Linked DNA regions of Homo sapiens: region 1 is linked to region 2. A link is an interaction called in ENCODE POLR2A ChIA-PET data of the cell type or tissue named here. Cell type or tissue: MCF 10A. All regions are shown on one strand. Each heading gives the region's core, and the rest is flanking DNA. Links, peaks and the distances in the headings are about the cores only. Region 1 has its middle 370 kb from the start of LINC02624. Region 2 has its middle 380 kb from the start of SORCS1.

Region 1 (5,384 bases), core at 57-5,056, 1.0 Mb after region 2:
GCTTTGTGTGAAGTGCTTGCTATTATTTTGCTGTATCTTGTGATGGGGCTGGCATATATTTAACCCCATTGATGACACTTGAATCGTATTAAAATGATGTAGCTAAGAATTTGGGCTCTGAAGCTAGACTCTGTGGCTTTGAATCCCAGTCTGTCATTTACTAGCTGTGTTTGTGTCTCAATTGCTTCATTTATAGAGCATGCAGAGTACCTTTCTCCACAGAGTTACTATACAGATCAAAAGAGCGAATACATGTAAAGTGCCTAAAATGGTGCCAAGTCTATAGTAAAAGTTCAACAAATGTTAGTTATTATTTAGTAGAAAGGATTCCTTAAAAATGTGTGATTATACTGTAAGATTAATCTATAAAGAAATGTGGGGTTAGGAGGTACTTGACTGGAAATTTAAGTCCTTGGAATAGCAGTAGAGAAGAAAGGAAGAAGAAAAAGATCCTACCAGAAATATGTGTATCTAACAATCAAGGGAAAGCCACATAAAACAAGAACAAGATTGAAATTACAGCGAAAGGAGTTTGGGACTGTTTCCTCCCAGCACAGTGTTTCCCTAAGCCTCCAGTCAAAAACAGGCTGGTTGACATGATTATTTAGTGGCCAGTAAATTCCTAAAAAATGAGAACAAAAACAATTAATTTGGTACCTAGGAGATGATACCAGATGTGACAGAGGGCAAAAATGGCAGCCCTTTGTGACAGACCTAAAAATGTATTTACTACCTTTACCTAAGATATTATGTGTTCTGCATGAAGCAGTCATGAGAAGGAATGAGTCACTTCCCCAGGAAGCGCATATCCGAGGAATTTTAGGTGATACAAATAGAGTCTGAGTAAGGAAATGGTGAAACACCATCTCCTATCTTATTTTAATCACTTTCCTCTTCTGGCCCTGGGATCCAACCTGCCTCAATGCTGTTAAACCAGCGACTTTCCATGTGGGGTTTTCCATTGTTTCTAACCAGTGAGGATGAGGTCCGTACCCAGTCTACCCTGGAACTCAACTCCAATTTTGCATAAAATTCTTTTGCAAAGTTCTCCCTCGACACCTGCCAATCAAGGACCATCTTTATAACCTTTGTTACAGAATGTTTGGGGAATTTCGCAATGGCCACAGAATGTACCAAGACAGTGCTGCTTGAGAGGCTGCCACTCCCAGGGAATTCTGAGGACCTCTGAGGGAAGTTGTTTCATTCTAGATGCCAACCTTGTATCATCTCATCTCTAAACTCATTGTACTATTACACAAACTGAGTTTATTACAGTGTGTGTGGGTGTTAACAGAGAAACAAAGAGCATACTAGCATACTATGAGAGTATATCATAGAAGCTGAGCTAGCCTGGTAAGAGACATTTACTGTGCCCTGAATTCGTGAGAGTGAAGTAGGAAGAAACTGCCAGAGGTAGAACTCCAAAAACAGAAGGCTGTTTTTTTTTTTTTTTTTTTTTTTTTTGCATTTGAAGAGTTGGAAGAATTTTGGTACAGCTTTATGGGATCAGTTAAGTCTAGTAGACTGCTAGAGATTGGAGGTAAATAGACCTCTGTGGCCACAGGTAAAAGCAGATTCTGAATTCAGATGGTCCATAGGCTTGTCTAAGTTCATGTTACTCTCTAAAGCATTATTTGCAAGCACATGTTTTGGGTGGGATGCATGTTACACACCTAGATGAGAAGGTAAGAGGGTATCATGAAGGTTATAGAAGTAACAAGACAATTCTTAGACCTCTAAATCCAAGCTTAACCATCTGCTAGCTCTCTGGAGGACTGATTTTATTCTTATATGGTGGTACATTTATTTTGTTTCATATGTTAATTCAACACTAAAATTTACCATATTGACTATATTTACTAAATTACAGACATAGTTGTATTATATTCTTGTGTTTTAAGGCCTCTTCCGAGTAATGCCACCTTTTGTCTACTGTTTAACCATTTAATGCCAGGTTCTCATGGGAATCAAAATAGGCAATTATAAGTGACCCAAATGAAATCATGAATTTAGATGGACTTTCTCTGCAATTGTAGATAGAAACACAATGGCAGTAGGAAAGACTGAATGAGGATGAGAGAAAACATGCTACGGATATCGGAATTTGGCCTAATGGTGGATCTGTAATGGAGATGGTAGCTCTACTAAAGGGAACCACACCCATAATTATCTATCAGTCCATGAGTGTATAGAACATTTCTGTACTCTGTAGTTTTTGGCTTTTTATACCTTGCCGTATATAATGAGTACAAGTGTGGCTTAAATGAAATAGGCTTTGACCCTTGGTAAACTAGAGAATAGACTTCAGTTATGATTTAACCAACATCGCATGGTAAACTCAAGAATAGCTATACATCCATGAATTAACAAACACTATGTGAAAATGTTACATTCAGAAAGGAAGACCTATTCCACTAAAATTTCCTTCCCTGTAAGGGAAAGATCTATTTCTATCAACTCTGGTCAGACTTTGGGGATATAAGATTCATACAGAAAAATATCAGGACACAACATTAAACCCTGAACATATTCTTTCATGGTTTTAATGAAGTGATCAAGAATAGAAAGTATCTTGGATGGATTCCAAAAATATTCAATAAAATGAAAGCAAGGAAGCATTTATGATACAGTGATACTAACGAGATTATTTCTGAATGGATATAACCAACAGGAGCACAGTCAAAGCTGTGGCAGGCTGGGGGCAGTGGCTCAGGCTGTAAGCCCAGCACTTTGCAAGGCCAATGTGGAAGAATTGCTTGAGCCCAGGGGTTCAAGACCAACATGGGCAACATAGTAAGACCCCCATCTCTATAAAAAATTTAAAAATTAGCTGAGCATGGTGGCACACACCTGTAGTCCCAGCTACTCGGGAGGCTGAGGTGGCAAGATCCCTTGAGCCCAGGAGGTTGAGGCTACAGTGAGCTGAGATGGTATCACTGCACTCCAGCCTAAGTGACAGAGTGGAACGTGTCTCAAAAAAAAAAAAAAAAAAAAAAAAAAGTGGTAATTTTGGGGAAGGGAAAAAAAGTGTGTTTTATCTTCTGTGTTTCTATCATTTCCCAGCACGTTTGTCACGAATCTGAGCTGGAAGCAGGCCCATGCCACCCAGAGTTGGCTATGCTTGGGAAATCAGTAAGGATCAGTATAACCAGAAGCTATGTAATCCATGCCTTAGCGTGCCGATGGTATTCTGGACCTGATTTACACATTGTTTTTGTTCCAAAATGTGGCGTAATTTGGTTGTTGCAAATTCTTAACACATTTCTTTTAGAATGATAATTCCTTTGTCAGACCAGGATCCCCAAACTGATTTAACATGTAATGCAACTGAATATATATAATACTGGTGTGGTGGTTGAATTTTTGAAGCACAGAATCAAAAGATGGAGAGAAGAGAAAGAGTAAGAGGAGAAGATGAAGTGAAAGTGAAAGATAAGAGGAAAAGAAAAAAAAAGAAAGAACAAAAAGGGGTGAGGATCTAAATAGAAGGTAGCACCATTTCTTCCCCATTCTAGAGGAGATGGCTGACTCTAGGCAAACTGAAGAAGAAGATTTATTTTGGGAGCCTCTTTTGTCTCTCTACTTCTCTTACCTTCTACTTGTCATCTAGGCTTTTATATGTTCCTAAACCTCCCACTGTGATGGCCCACTCTTGCCTATCTTCCACCCCACCATGTCTCATGCCCCAAGAGTACACCCTCCTTTCCTGTCCCATCTCCTTGGTACTTCTGGTCTTATCTATTTGTCAAATAAATGCAAACTGAATAATTCACACAGGATTCAGAGGTACTGATAGAATGATAACACTCCCAATAGCATTTTTATTTTTTAAGAACCATTTTTATTTAACACAATTTGTTTAATTAATGTGATTTCAGATGGCTTGAGGATAAGTGAACACATTTAGGTGGTATAGAGGGAAGATAATTTCAGGCTTGGGAGCCCAGTAAACACACAGAACAACATTGCTCAGGAGATTGTTCACAAGCTACTTGCCCTTGCCTTTCATTACTTAACCCAAAGAATTTTTAAAAATTCTTAGGTTTTTCAAAAGGACCTCTATGCTGTTTCTTAAGTTTTTCTCTTTTTCTCCCATGAGATCATTAGTGCCATTGAAGGTACGACAGTGTTAAGTCACCTTACTCTTTTTTTACTCCTCCCTCCATCTTGCAGCTTATACATGACAATAAATGTTCATTGTTTAATAATATTTAAATATGCAATACCATTTTCTCTACTTTTCTTCTAAGTGTCAAAGCATTTGAAATATTTTTAGTATTGCTTTTCAAAGAAAAGAAAGGATAGCTTTCATTCCTCCTTCTAAAAATAGAAAGAGGCTGGACATGTTGGCTCACACCTGTAATCCCAGCACTTTGGGAGGCCACTATGGGTGGATCATCTGAGGCCAGGAGTTCAAGACCAGCCTGGCCAACATGGTGAAACCTTGTCTCTACTAAAAATACAAAAATTAGCTGAGTGTGGTGGCACATGCCTGTAATCCCAGCTACTGGGGAGGCTGAGGCAGGAGAATCGCTTGAATCTGGGAGGCGGAGGTTGCAGTGAGCCAAGATTGTGCCCATGTACTCCAGCCAGCTTGGGCAACAGAGTGAGATTCTGTCTCAATTAAAAAAAAAAAAAGAAAAAAGAAAAGAAAATAAATAAAAATAAACATAGAAAGCAAGCCATGGCATGTTGTCATTTATCTATGATTTTAAAAAAAGGAAACTTCCAGTGAAATTACCATATATAGAAACATATGGATCTGCTTTTATAACATAGGCCATTTTCCCTGGACATAGAATTGAGACAACTTTAAATCCATTTCCAGACTGAAACAAACTTTGTCTCCTCTTCGAAATAAAGGGAACTTTGAGAACAGGTCTCTTTTAAATAATCAAAGGCATCAAATTTTCAAACAGCTCACTGCCATTCTTATGGTATTTGATATAGAAGAGGCTGGGATGGGAAGAGAGACTTCTAGTCACTGGAAAGATCTGCATCCTGAAATGATCTAGGAGGCATTCAGCCAAGAGAGAGATAAAAAGATCGTGACTCTAACACAGAGGGATTTTGATTATTTCAGCATGTGGTCTAATAGGCAACAAATTCAGCAAGATGAGGATTAGCATAATGTAATGAGACCAGAATTAAAGAACCAGAAAGCTAAAAAGAAACTAGTGAGAAGATTTTACACTTAGGCAGACAGATCAGGGTAGAATATGAGAGAAGGAGCAGAAAATTTCTGTCAACTAGACACCATATTCTCCTAGAATCAACCCCTTTCTTAATAGAGAATTCCTCTGAGGCAGGAGCATCATAAAAACTAAGGTATTTCATAGATATTTCTCTGGGTGTCAGGATATTTTCTTTTCTTATATAACTCA
Region 2 (5,384 bases), core at 80-5,079:
TGGAAATTCACAGAAATCTTTTGGGAGAGCTGTGGACTCCCAAAGGCCATGAAATCATGTGTGTCCTACACTTAAGGCAATCTTGCCTACATCTTAAGGGTCAGTAGCTGTGACAAACATCTGGTCTACAGATATAATTTTTGAGACATTTACCATTGAGAGCTTATCACCTACATATGCCTTGTGATTAAAAGCATGAACTCTCTACACAGTGACGGGGAAGCAGCCTTGTTTGTTTGTTTCTAAAGGTCCCCAAGGAAAAGTGGCCATAGGTGCTATACCTCTGTGGAGACAACTTCACAAAGGGTGTTTCTTTCTTTCACTAAGTGATGAATAAAGAGAATGCGGTTTACTCCATGTCTCCTCAGAAGCACAGCCTGTCAAAGCTCTAGGCTCTCCATCCTTGCGAAGCCCAATTTTCCTGAGTTTACAGCTCAACTTACTGGTGAGCAAACTCAATCTCTCTCTCCATCTCTGCTCGGTGGGGGCGTTGCATGAATAATGGTGACAGCTATAGACAGGCAGTCCTGGAGAACAATTGTGAGAAAGCAGGGGTGGTTGGCAGTGGTTTTCAGGAGTGTGAAGGGATGTGTGGGTTTCTTTAAGATGCTAATTCCATGAGTCTCAGTAGGCTGCACTTGGAAGGGTAAATGGGGAAACAGTCAAAAGAGTTTTAATTTCAGGCTTTGGTCACAATTGCAGTAGAAATTTGGTGACAGGTGGTTGCAGCTTCCCTGCCGTGATTTTAAACTCATTAAAAAATTATATAACTTGACCATCAGGTGGCAAAAGAGTAAGGCTGAAATAGAAAACTTCTCATTTTTAGTTCAATGTTGCCTTCTTCTACACATATTATCTATATCTCAAGTCAGAAATGGGATTGAGCATGAATTTGTGCATGTTTAAAAGACACAGTCTTGGAGAGAGTATTATCATAGAAGAATCTGGCATAGCAGTCCACGGGCATTTCTGCATTATAGAACTTAACACAAAGGATCACTGAATCCCAGCAAGGTACAAGACAAAATCATCATTTTTACCTAGAAATAGATCCCGAATCCTATAGGCATTAGGTTTGGGGACCAAAGCAGAAACTTTCCTGCTCATTACCATAGTTATATACCTATTCATTTGTTCTATCCAAAGCAATTAGTTCAAGCAATCTTTTAAGTGCTATCAGTTATGGATTTTATTAGGCTGTATATAAAAGAAATCCATTATAATGGCTTGTTCAAAAGGAGGGCTAGGTAATCCTGGCTGCTCCATTTTTAATCATGTAGGGCTAGGTAATCCTGGCTGCTCAAAGAACCAGGCTCCTTCTATCTCCCTCTACCTTAGCACATGGATTTCTCTCTCTCATCTTGCAGAAAGACTTCTTTTCTTGCCCTGTGTCAGCATTATAGGCAGAAAAAAAGAGGGAAGCAACAAGAAGTGATAATGCTTGCGTTAAAAAAGCAACATATTTCCAAAAATTTCCAACACATATTTCCTTATATTCATTGGCAAGCACTGTCATTTAAACTTTCTAGTTTTTTAAAAAAAAAAAAAAAACTAGAAAATGAATATTTTAGTTGGCACTACCATTGACTGAAATATAATTAAAAGGGAAGAAGAATAGAAGAGATATTGGGAAGTCAATCAGTCATACCTGCCACACCTATGCTGGTCTCATGCAGATAAGGTTCTGCTATGGAGGAATCCAGGCCATGAAGCAAATAACACTAATTTATTCATATACTCATTTACTCATTGAGCAAATGCTTATTGAGGTATTATAGTCGTGGTTTTGACGGTCCAAAAAATAGATACAATCCCTTCCTTCAAGTATCTTATCATCCAGTGAGAGGAGACAGACAGATGTTTGCCCTGCAACATGATACCAGCTGAGAGGAGAGTCATGGTGCCACTACGAAAGCACAAAGAAAGGGCAACAGGACCCCCCAGGAAGGAAGCAAGAGAAGACTTCTCAGATGAGTTGCTTTCTAAAGATACTGATACAAATCGAATTTTAATTGGGCTAAATGAAGTAAGCCAGACACGAAAAGAAAAATATATGATCTCACTTATATGTAAACTCTATTTTTAAAAACATCAAATGATATAAAGATAGAAAATAAAACAGTGGTGATCAGGGTCAGGATAGGGTGGGGGTGAAATGCGGTAATGTAGCTCCAGGGATACAAAGTAGCAAATATGTAGGATAAACAGGTGGAAAATTGGAATGTACAACATGAGAACTAGAGTTAATAGTGTATTGTGTTCAGGACTTTTGCTAAATGAGTAGATTATAGTTCCTTTTGTCACAGGGGAGAAAATAGGTAACTGTGTGAGATGTAGATATGTTAAATTGTGCCACTAAAGTGACTATTTTATATGTATGTATCTCATAGCATCAAGTTGAATACCTTAAATATACAGTAGTCTCCCCTTATCTGTGCTTTCACTTTCCAAGATTTCAGTTACTCATAATCAACAGTGCTCTGAGAATATTAAACAGAACAGGACAGAAATAAACAATTCATAAATTTTAAATTGTGTTCTGTTCTGAATAGCATGATGAAATTTCATGCCTTCTGGCTCTTTCCTACCCAGGATGTGAATCATACCTTTGTGTAGCCTATCCATCCTGTCTCTGTTCCCCACCCATTAGTCACTTAGCAGCTGTCTCAATTATCTGATCAACTGTCATGGGATTGCAGTACTTGCGTTAGAATGAACCTTATTTTATTTAATTTTAGCTTATCTGCATGAGACCATCATAGGTGTGGCAGACATGGCTGACTGACTTCCATTATCTCCTCTACTGTTCTTCCTTTTTAATAAAACTCTCATTTTATTTCAGTCAGCGATATTCCCGAAAGCGCAAAAGTAGTGTTGCTGGCAATTTGGATATGGCAAAGAGAAGCCCTAAAGCACTCTGTCACAGGATCCTTGGGGTGTCACTTTGCCAGCCGGAAACCTCTGTGGCTGGTGGCACCTTCTGCCTAAGTGTTGCTTGTGCCCACTGGCCCCTGCTGCCCACTCAGCTTGGCAGGCTGCACTCAGTCTGTGTAACTGGCCTGGATCCCACGCCTACCAAGGGCGAGTCAGGTGCAGAGCGGCAAGGAATATGCTGGTGAGCGCGTACAGGGTTCGGCCATTGCGCACAGCCAGGCACAGCCAGTGCCTAGAGCTGCCTGGCTGCTGTGGCGGGACAGGCAGCTCTAGGCATTGGCACAGGCGCCGGCTCCATGTGAGGCTGCAGCTGGACAAGACGTACTGCAAGCGGCTTGCTGCAGGCACAGGCGTCCGGGACGGGGAGATGCGGTGGCACCCAAAAGCTTGGAGACGCCAGAAACCACAGAGCCCCCAAAAGAGTGTTACATCCCTGGCTTGGGGAGCCCCTAGGTCTGGGTTCCCTGAAAAGCCACAAGTCTTCTCTTCTTCTTGTCGCACACAGCGTGAGTTGGACAGGGGAGTGTTTCAGTCCTGTTTGTGTTACAGCTCTTTCAGTCCCACCATTCAGCAGGTCCCAAGTTCTTGTCCCACATCCAGGAAGAAGGAGGCACACACAACTGGAGAGCTAGCTAGGCACAGAGGAGCTTCACTGAGCGGCAGAACAGCTCTCAGGATACCTGAAGTGGGTAGCTCATTTCCACGGGCAGATCATCCTGAGGAGTCTCCAGCTTTCAGAAGAGAGGAGACTTGTAGTGGGTAGCCCCTTTCAGCAGACAGGTTGTCCTATGGAGGAGACTGGATGTGGGTAGCTCCCTCCCTCTGCTGGTAGTCCTAATATCTGTCTGATTCTGGCAGAGCCGGGGGTTTTTATGGACTCAGGAGGGAGGACTTGCGTGCTGATTGGTCCATGGGTGGCCATCAGCAGGCGCAGAAAAAGCACCATAAGTTATCACTCTGTGAGGCAGACTCCACCCAGAACTGGAAGCTCAGCCTCCAGGCTTCAGGCTATCCCTGGCTTGAAGGTGGGGCTTCACCAGACCCGCCCTTTCAGCTCAGGAATCTTTCTGCCTCCCACCATCAACATGCGGTTCACTGGACCCAGGTTGTTCTTTCCAAGGGGGCCTGCAGGCCCACGCTGAGCTGCCCTCAGCCCCTTGGCCTCCCTCCCACGCTCATCGGTGCCCAAAGTCCAGAGGGGGCTGAGGCGGCAGGGGCCTGGCATGTCAGCACCACCCTGAGTGTGCACACACCCAGCTGGGTGGTGACAGCACCCGGGCTCAGCCACAACATTGCTCCAAAGTCGGAGTAGGCACTGGGAGTAGGGAGAGGCCAGGAGTGGGTGCAGGCATTTCCAAGACTGCTGTGGGGGGTAGTTTCCTGGGCCCCTGAGAGCACAGGGATGCCTGGGTCCGGAGTTGCAACTGGACATATGCAGCTGTGCCTGGGAGCACAGGGCTCCCTTCCCGCCAACTCGGTAGGGGCTGAATGTCCTGCCTGTTCCTGGCTCCCACTGGGTGGAGTGCACAACCCTAGCTGTGCCTCTCCTGCTGTGGCTGGCATCTTTGCAGGGGACACTCCAAATGGCTGCCGCTGCCATCACTTCCTTTAAGTGAAAAGGTGAAAATTCTTGACTTAATAAGGAAAGGATAAAAATTGTATGCTTCGGGAGTTGGAGACCAGCCTGACCAAGCATAGCAAAACCCCATCTCTACTAAAAAGACCAAACTAACTGGGTGTGGTGGTGCATGCCTGTAATCCCAGCTACTCAGGGGGCTGAGGCAGGAGAATCGCTCGCACCCGGGAGGCGGAGGTTGCCGTGAGCTGAGATCGCGCCATTGAACTCCAGCCTGGGGAGCAAGAGAAACTCCGTCTCAAAAAATAAAAATAAAATATTGTATGCTGAGGTATCCAGATGAGCCTTTTTGAGAGCACCTTGTATTCTGTTGCTCCAGACAAGCAGGGATTTGGAATTGTGTTAATTCCTTTACAGCAACAGGGCTTTGGCATTAGTTGTGACTTTTCAGGCAGTTCTCTGCAGAGATAGCCCAGTCAATTCCCAGAGAAAGGACTGGATCCTTCAGCTTTGCCTTAATTGACACACTATTATCTTCAAACACCTTTTTCCAGTGTCCCTGGGTATTTGAGAAACAATGTTTCTTTTATGTCAGTTTAACTGAAGTGAAGCAAGAAGAAAAATACTGAAACCTATGATAAATTATTAGGTCACAATTATTTTCAAATACTGCTTAATTTTACTCTTTTTTGACTAGGCATTCCTATTATTCCAAGATTCATATTTATTAATTTTATTCTGATTTCTAGGTGGTTGACTGCCAAGTGCAATGTACCTTCGAGGGAGCTAAAAGTCCCTCTCCTTGCATTGGTTAAAGCAACATTAATGATTACTGTGATCTGAACAACGTTCTATATCCTATGACTACATTAAT

Evidence for each region. ChIA-PET counts read pairs that join two places held together with the same protein. Peaks named below come from ENCODE experiments on the same cell type or tissue, not always from the same donor. Only the 100,000 strongest peaks of a DNase experiment are listed, where the experiment ranks them.
Region 1: POLR2A ChIA-PET joins it to region 2 with 5 read pairs; 1 of 35 experiments calls an interaction of 5 or more read pairs at or near these places.

What each region holds. Positions count from the first base shown.
Region 1 is chr10:106,502,506-106,507,889 of GRCh38, reverse strand. No RefSeq gene overlaps it. Among named protein-coding and RNA genes, the nearest start is that of LINC02624, 370 kb to the right of the region's middle. In MCF 10A, for the core only: no CTCF peak of the experiment used is centred there; DNase peaks (open chromatin) are centred at 849, 1,139 and 3,159.
Region 2 is chr10:107,543,681-107,549,064 of GRCh38, reverse strand. No RefSeq gene overlaps it. Among named protein-coding and RNA genes, the nearest start is that of SORCS1, 380 kb to the right of the region's middle. In MCF 10A, for the core only: a CTCF peak has its summit at 3,782 (motif pointing left); a DNase peak (open chromatin) is centred at 2,624.